Regions from separate parts of the Homo sapiens genome. Here region 2 is linked to region 1. Evidence: chromatin loops called from intact Hi-C (ENCODE). Cell type or tissue: heart right ventricle. All regions are shown on one strand. Links, peaks and the distances in the headings refer to the core of each region. The heading gives the core; the rest is flanking DNA.

Region 1 (2,915 bases), core at 100-2,599:
AGAACAATACAAAAATAACTGATTAGTTAATATTAGGTCAGTCTGCTTCTTTTTTACATAAGAATTACAGCAGGGGGAACGCCGTTATCCTGCAGACTGAAGATTTACACTGGCCTGTTTGGGAAATTGGCTGTTATCTCTCTCGTGATTGCTTGGAAGGTCAAATAACAATTTAGTTTGGGTTTGGTGATGTGAAACTGTAGCATGGATGACTCCATTTTAATTTTTAGTCTGGTCTATTGGGGCCTAGTGCAGGAGCTTAGTCTGAAACAACGACCTCCCATGATTTTTTTTTCTTTTTTCTTTTTTTTTTTTTTTTTGAGACAGGGTCTTGCTCTGTCACCCAGGCTGGAGTGCAGTGGCACAATCATGGCTCACCGCAGCCTCCACTTCCCGGGCTCAAGTGATCCTCCCACCTCAGCCTCCCTAATAGCTGAGACTATAGGGATACACCACCACACCTGAACATAATTTTTATTTAACATCAGGAAAGTGAAATCTTGTTAGGGAAGTGACTCTATTTCAGCAAAAAAGAGTGGTTGTCTCTCACACTTCACTCTTCTTTTTCCTCTTCCAATTTTCTCCTACATGAAAGTTCTTCTAATTCAATAAATTTTTGTTGACAGCACAAAGTTTTTTGTTTTCTTTCTCCTTATTTATCTAAATGGCTTATTAATGTTAGACAAATTTTTCCCAATGTTAGAAAAATTAAGGGGAAGGTGTATGGCTTTGCAGACTATTTTCTACTCTGGTAGAAACAGAATTTCAGTGTTCTCACTAGGAGATTCTTCCGTCATTAAGTAAAAATCCCCAGAAGTGATGAAATAAATGCTCAGTAATTTTAAGCACTATGTAGTTATTAAAATTAGCTAATCTAGCCAGGCGTGGTGGCTCACACCTGTAATCCCAGCACTCTGGGAGGGCGATGCGGGCCGACTGCTTTAGCCCAGGAATTCGAGACCAACCTGGGCAAGGTGGTGAGACCTCGTCTCTACAAAAATACAAAAATTAACTAGGTGTGGTGGCTCATGCCTGTAGTTCCAGCTACTCAGGAGGCTGAGGTGGGAGGATTGCTTGAGCCTGGGAGGCAGAGGTTGCAGTGAGCCCAGATTGCACCACTGCACTCTAGTCTGGGTGACAGACCCTTCCTCAAAACAAAACAAAAAAACTTTTATAAGGAGACTACTTTTGAACCCAGGGATGGCCTAGTTTGTGACCACTAACTTCTAGGAGGACAAGAAAGCATCATCACATGTCTCAAAGAATACAGGAAGAAAGAACAAGGACAGATTTTCCAATGTTTCCTCGTTGGAATTTCTGCCGTCCCCAACCCTCCCTCACCCTCAGATAACACATCCCACTCCGGCTCCAACCTCCCCTCAAAACACAACACACACAGTACTGAGACCTTCTGTGTCAGCCCAGGAGGGAAGCGATAAAAGAAAGGCACAAACAGGGGAGTGGCAAGGAGGAGGCTGACAAGGAGGAACCCCAGGCATCTGCATGCAATCGGCAATCAGCCATCAGCTTTAGTAACCCACTGCTCTGTGGACAAGAAACAAGAGCAGTGTGGGGGCGAAGGTAGGGCACTGTGAAGAAAACCTTCCTCATAGCTGATGCTGTCACAGTCAAATAATGACCTTCCTTTCCAAGTTGCACGGGTTCTCAACTTTTGAGAAGTTTTCTGTAATCTTCCTGTGTTCCTGTACCCCAAAACACAGCTCTGTGTGTCTACCGTCTGGAAGCAGATGCAGCCTGGGATGGGAGTTTTTGAAATGACTCCACAAGATTCTAAAGGAAATTCAAACCGGGAAAGTGGAATTTACAATGGAAACAAACAGTCTGTCTCCTGCTTTCAGATTGGAGTCTAAATTTAGATCACCATATAGAAGAGCATGCCGGGGCCTGGAAAGCTTTTCCTGCAGAGCTGACATCTCTTTACCTCTTCCCTTTTTAGCCTCCTAGAGGACATGTTGTTTTGTTTTTATTATTGTTTTGGAGATAGAAGCCTCCTGAAAAGCCAGCCCCCCGGCGTCAGAGAGTCTTATCAACTCATTTCTGAGTGGCACTCAAAAACCTCCTAATAATGTTCAATAAAACTTTCTTTCATATCACTGTTGGAAAGTGGGATCAGGGACGAGGCGCGGTGGCTCATGCCTGTAATCCCAGCACTTTGGGAGGCCAAAGCAGGAGGATCACTTGAAGCCAGGAGTTCAAGACTAGCCTGGGCAACAAAGTGAGACCCTATCTCTACAAAAAGTAAAAATAAAAAAGAGGCCGGGCACGGTGGCTCACGCCTGTAATCCCAGCACTTTGGGAGGCCGAGGCGGGCGGATCACAATGTCAGGAGATCGAGACCATCCTGGCCAACATGGTGAAATTCTGTCTCCACTAAAAATACGAAAAATTAGCCGGGTGTGGTGGCGGGCACCTGTAGTCCCAGCTACTCGGGAGGCTGAGGCAGGAGAATGGCATGAACCCGAGAGGCGGAGCTTGCAGTGAGTCAAGATCGTGCCACTGCACTCCAGCCTGGATGACAGAGTGAGACTCCGTCTCAAAAAAAAGATAAATAAAATTTAAAAAAAATTTAAAAATTAAAAATAAAAATAAAAACAATAAAAAAGAGGCCGGGCGCGGTTGCTCATACCTGTAATCCCAGCACTTTGGGAGGCTGAGGTGGGCGAATCACCTGAGGTCAGGAGTTCGAAACCAACCTGGCCAGTATGGTGAAACCCTGTCTCTACTAAAAATACAAAAATTAGCTGGGCATGGTGGCGCATGCCTGTAATCTCGGCTACTTGGGAGGCTGAGGCAGGAGAATCGCTTGAACCTGGGAGGCGGAGGTTGCAGTGAGCCAAGATCACGCCACTGCCCTCCAGCCTGGGAGACAGAGCAAGACTCTGTCTCAAAAACAA
Region 2 (2,915 bases), core at 256-2,755, 68 kb after region 1:
TGGTGGTGGGCGCCTATATCCCAGCTACTCAAGAGGCTGAGGCAGGAGAACTGCTTGAACCTGGGAGGCGGAGGTTGCAGTGAGCCGAGATCGCGCCACTGCACTCCAGCCTGGGCAACAAAGTGAGACTCTGTCTCAAATAAATAAACAAACAAACAAATGTAAATATAGTAAGAGAACACATTAAGGTACTGTGAATAGTGGTCTGTGTTCAAGAAGGTTGGTTATCTTCCTCCCCTCACTTTACTGGTCTCTTTACAAAATCTCAACTGCACCCCAGGAGACAGTGGTAACACGTCTGGGTGGTGGAGCTGAGAGCAGGGTCACTCCCTCTCTTCTGTATTCCTCTTGGTCCTCGTTGTCCACACGGTGGTTTTCCAGTGTGAGCAGGATGTCTGAGTGCACCAGGGCAGCAAGGGCAGAGGCTAAGCTTCTCCCTTACAGGATGCTCATGCTTGCTACAACTAAGTCTTGAGGAGAGTAGAAAGCACAATTTCTTCTAAAAATATCTGGAGACCTCATTCTAGGAAACTTACTATGTGAGTGAGGAGGTTACCTAAGAGGCCCAGAGTGATGAGGGAGGAGGAGGAACAGGCCCTCCTGGAAGTCTCCAGCTCCCTTAATGTTCACTGTCCTCCCTGAGTCCTGAGAACATCGTCTGGGGAATGCTGGCCGCCTTGAATGTCCACAGTGGGCACGGAGCAAATGTGGCCGTGCCTACATAGAGATAGCCCACATCACAGTCAGGGGAGCAGGCTCCAGAGGCAGACCACCTGGGTTTAACCAGCTGTTTGCAAATGATCTAGTTACTTAACCTCTCTGGGCCTCATGTTCTTCCCCTCTAAAATCAAATCGCCACAATACCAACCCTTTTAAGGTCATTGTGGAATTCAAATAATATATACTGCTTAAATACTCTATAAAGAGCCTGGCATATAATAAATGCTCTATTAATGTTGGCTGTTAATATTTTGTTATCTCTCTCCTCCTCTAGTTGCTTCTACAACACCCTAGAAACACCATTTTTTTTTTTTTTGAGATGGAGTCTCACTCTGTCACCTAGGCAATGGCATGATCTCGGCTCACTGCAACCTCCACCTCCCAGGTTCAAGAGATTCTTGTACCTTAGCCTCCAGAGTAGCTGGGATTACAGGCGAGAGCCACCACACCTGGTTAAATTTTACAACCACTAATTTTAGAATATAATATGTTGACACCTAAGAGGACACACCAACATATCTGTATTTATGTATACGTGCTTGTGCTTGCCTCCCCACATATAGTGCATGTATACAAGAGGGGTAAAAACCGGTGTCTGCAAATGAAGGGCTATTATGCAGCATGCTGATAATACCAAAGTGTACCCTCCACCCACCCCCTCAAAATACCTTGAATTCTTGGTGTATGGATATATATTCAAATAAGCTATCTTTCCACACTGCAATTTAGTATCAATACTGGCAAGATAGACTAAGTCGATTTCTATTTTTAGCTTTGTGCATTTCTATTTTTTCTATTTACTCAGCTCCAAATTTCCTTAGGCTCTTTTCTCTGGCAGTTAATGTGCCTCAGCGAAATATGTTATTTGTAGGTTTAAGGCACGTGTTTAGTGGTTTTCAAAATAATTTTGAAAACAGCTTAAAATAGGAGAATTTACTGTGCCAAAGGATAAAGGAATACTATACTCTTTATTACATTCTCTAAGAAATAAGACAGTTTAAAACTTTACAAAATCTCAAGAAAACGACTTCATCAACATGCCAGCATTTACCAACAGGAAGTGGGTATGAATCAAGAAATTGCATGTGCTACTTTGATCCTACCACCAGACCTCTGAAGATATTCACCTTGTGACCTCATTGGTCTGATAGTGGTAGGGGAAAGAAAAGAGCTGGAGTTTTAGTATTGAAAAATGTTGCTTCCTTGGGTTAACCAAAACACCCTTGGGTTGGGGGCTCTGATACTTGCATGTCAGAGTTTGTTATTTTGTGATTTTTATACTCATTTTTTTGTGACAGATTCTCACTCTGTCACCCAGGCTGAAGTGCAGTGGCATGATCACGGCTCACTGCAGCCTCCAACTGCTGGGCTCAAGTGATCCTCCCGCCTCAGTCTCTCGAGGAGCTGCGGCCACACCTGGCTAATTTTTGTATTTTTGTAGAGATAGGGTTTCACCATGTTGACCAGGCTGGTCTTGAACTCCTGGGCTCAAGTGATCCTCCCGCCTTGGCTTTCCTAAGTGCTGGGATTACAGGCATGAGCCACCTTGCCCAGCCGAATGTCAGAGTTTTAATCACATTCTCAGGGTCTCTCTACCAAAATGCGACACTGGGTCTCTAATAAAAGGATAACTGAGTTTGCTGCTACCCTCTCTCGTAGCACCAATAATCAGAGTTCTTGGGCTTATGCAAGATAAAATATCTCAGCATAAATGATAATGACATCAGGCAATGCCTACTGCCCGGACTAATTCTCTCTCCAAGTCCATATGAACACTAAACTCCAGGGAGGCCTGGGCATCTTGAGCTCAAAAGTGACACCCCATCTTCTCTCATCTCCAACCTTTAAGCTGAATGTAAATGTTGTTTGGACTAGTTGTTGTCTAGACACTTAATCAATGTTTATTATCTGACTAGATTAGTAGGTGCTGCTGTTTCTCCCCATTTCTGTCAATGTTCGAGAGTAGAAAGTACAACCATCTTATGTAGCTTGGAGACTTCTGCGTTGGGCAGCAGGTTCAGGGATCACTGGTCTGTTTCAATTAATGTTCATATTTTTCCTGAATAGTTCATGGATTCATCAATACCATATTTATTATCTCTTACAGCATTTATTTTATTTTATTTTTATTTATTTTTATTTTTTGAGATGGAGTCTTGCTCTGTCACCCAGGCTGGAGTGCAGTGGCACGATCT

Evidence for each region. A loop is a pair of places that touch in the nucleus more often than their neighbours do. Peaks named below come from ENCODE experiments on the same cell type or tissue, not always from the same donor. Only the 100,000 strongest peaks of a DNase experiment are listed, where the experiment ranks them.
Region 2: it touches region 1 in a loop (8-fold over the local background); 3 of 110 quality-filtered maps call a loop at or near these places.

What each region holds. Positions count from the first base shown.
Region 1 is chr18:3,027,917-3,030,831 of GRCh38, forward strand. No RefSeq gene overlaps it. Among named protein-coding and RNA genes, the nearest start is that of LPIN2, 16 kb to the left of the region's middle. In heart right ventricle, for the core only: no CTCF peak of the experiment used is centred there; no DNase peak of the experiment used is centred there.
Region 2 is chr18:3,095,431-3,098,345 of GRCh38, forward strand. All of the region lies in intron 25 of MYOM1 (myomesin 1), which reads right to left. Among named protein-coding and RNA genes, the nearest start is that of LPIN2, 84 kb to the left of the region's middle. In heart right ventricle, for the core only: no CTCF peak of the experiment used is centred there; no DNase peak of the experiment used is centred there; H3K27ac peaks cover 1,509 bases.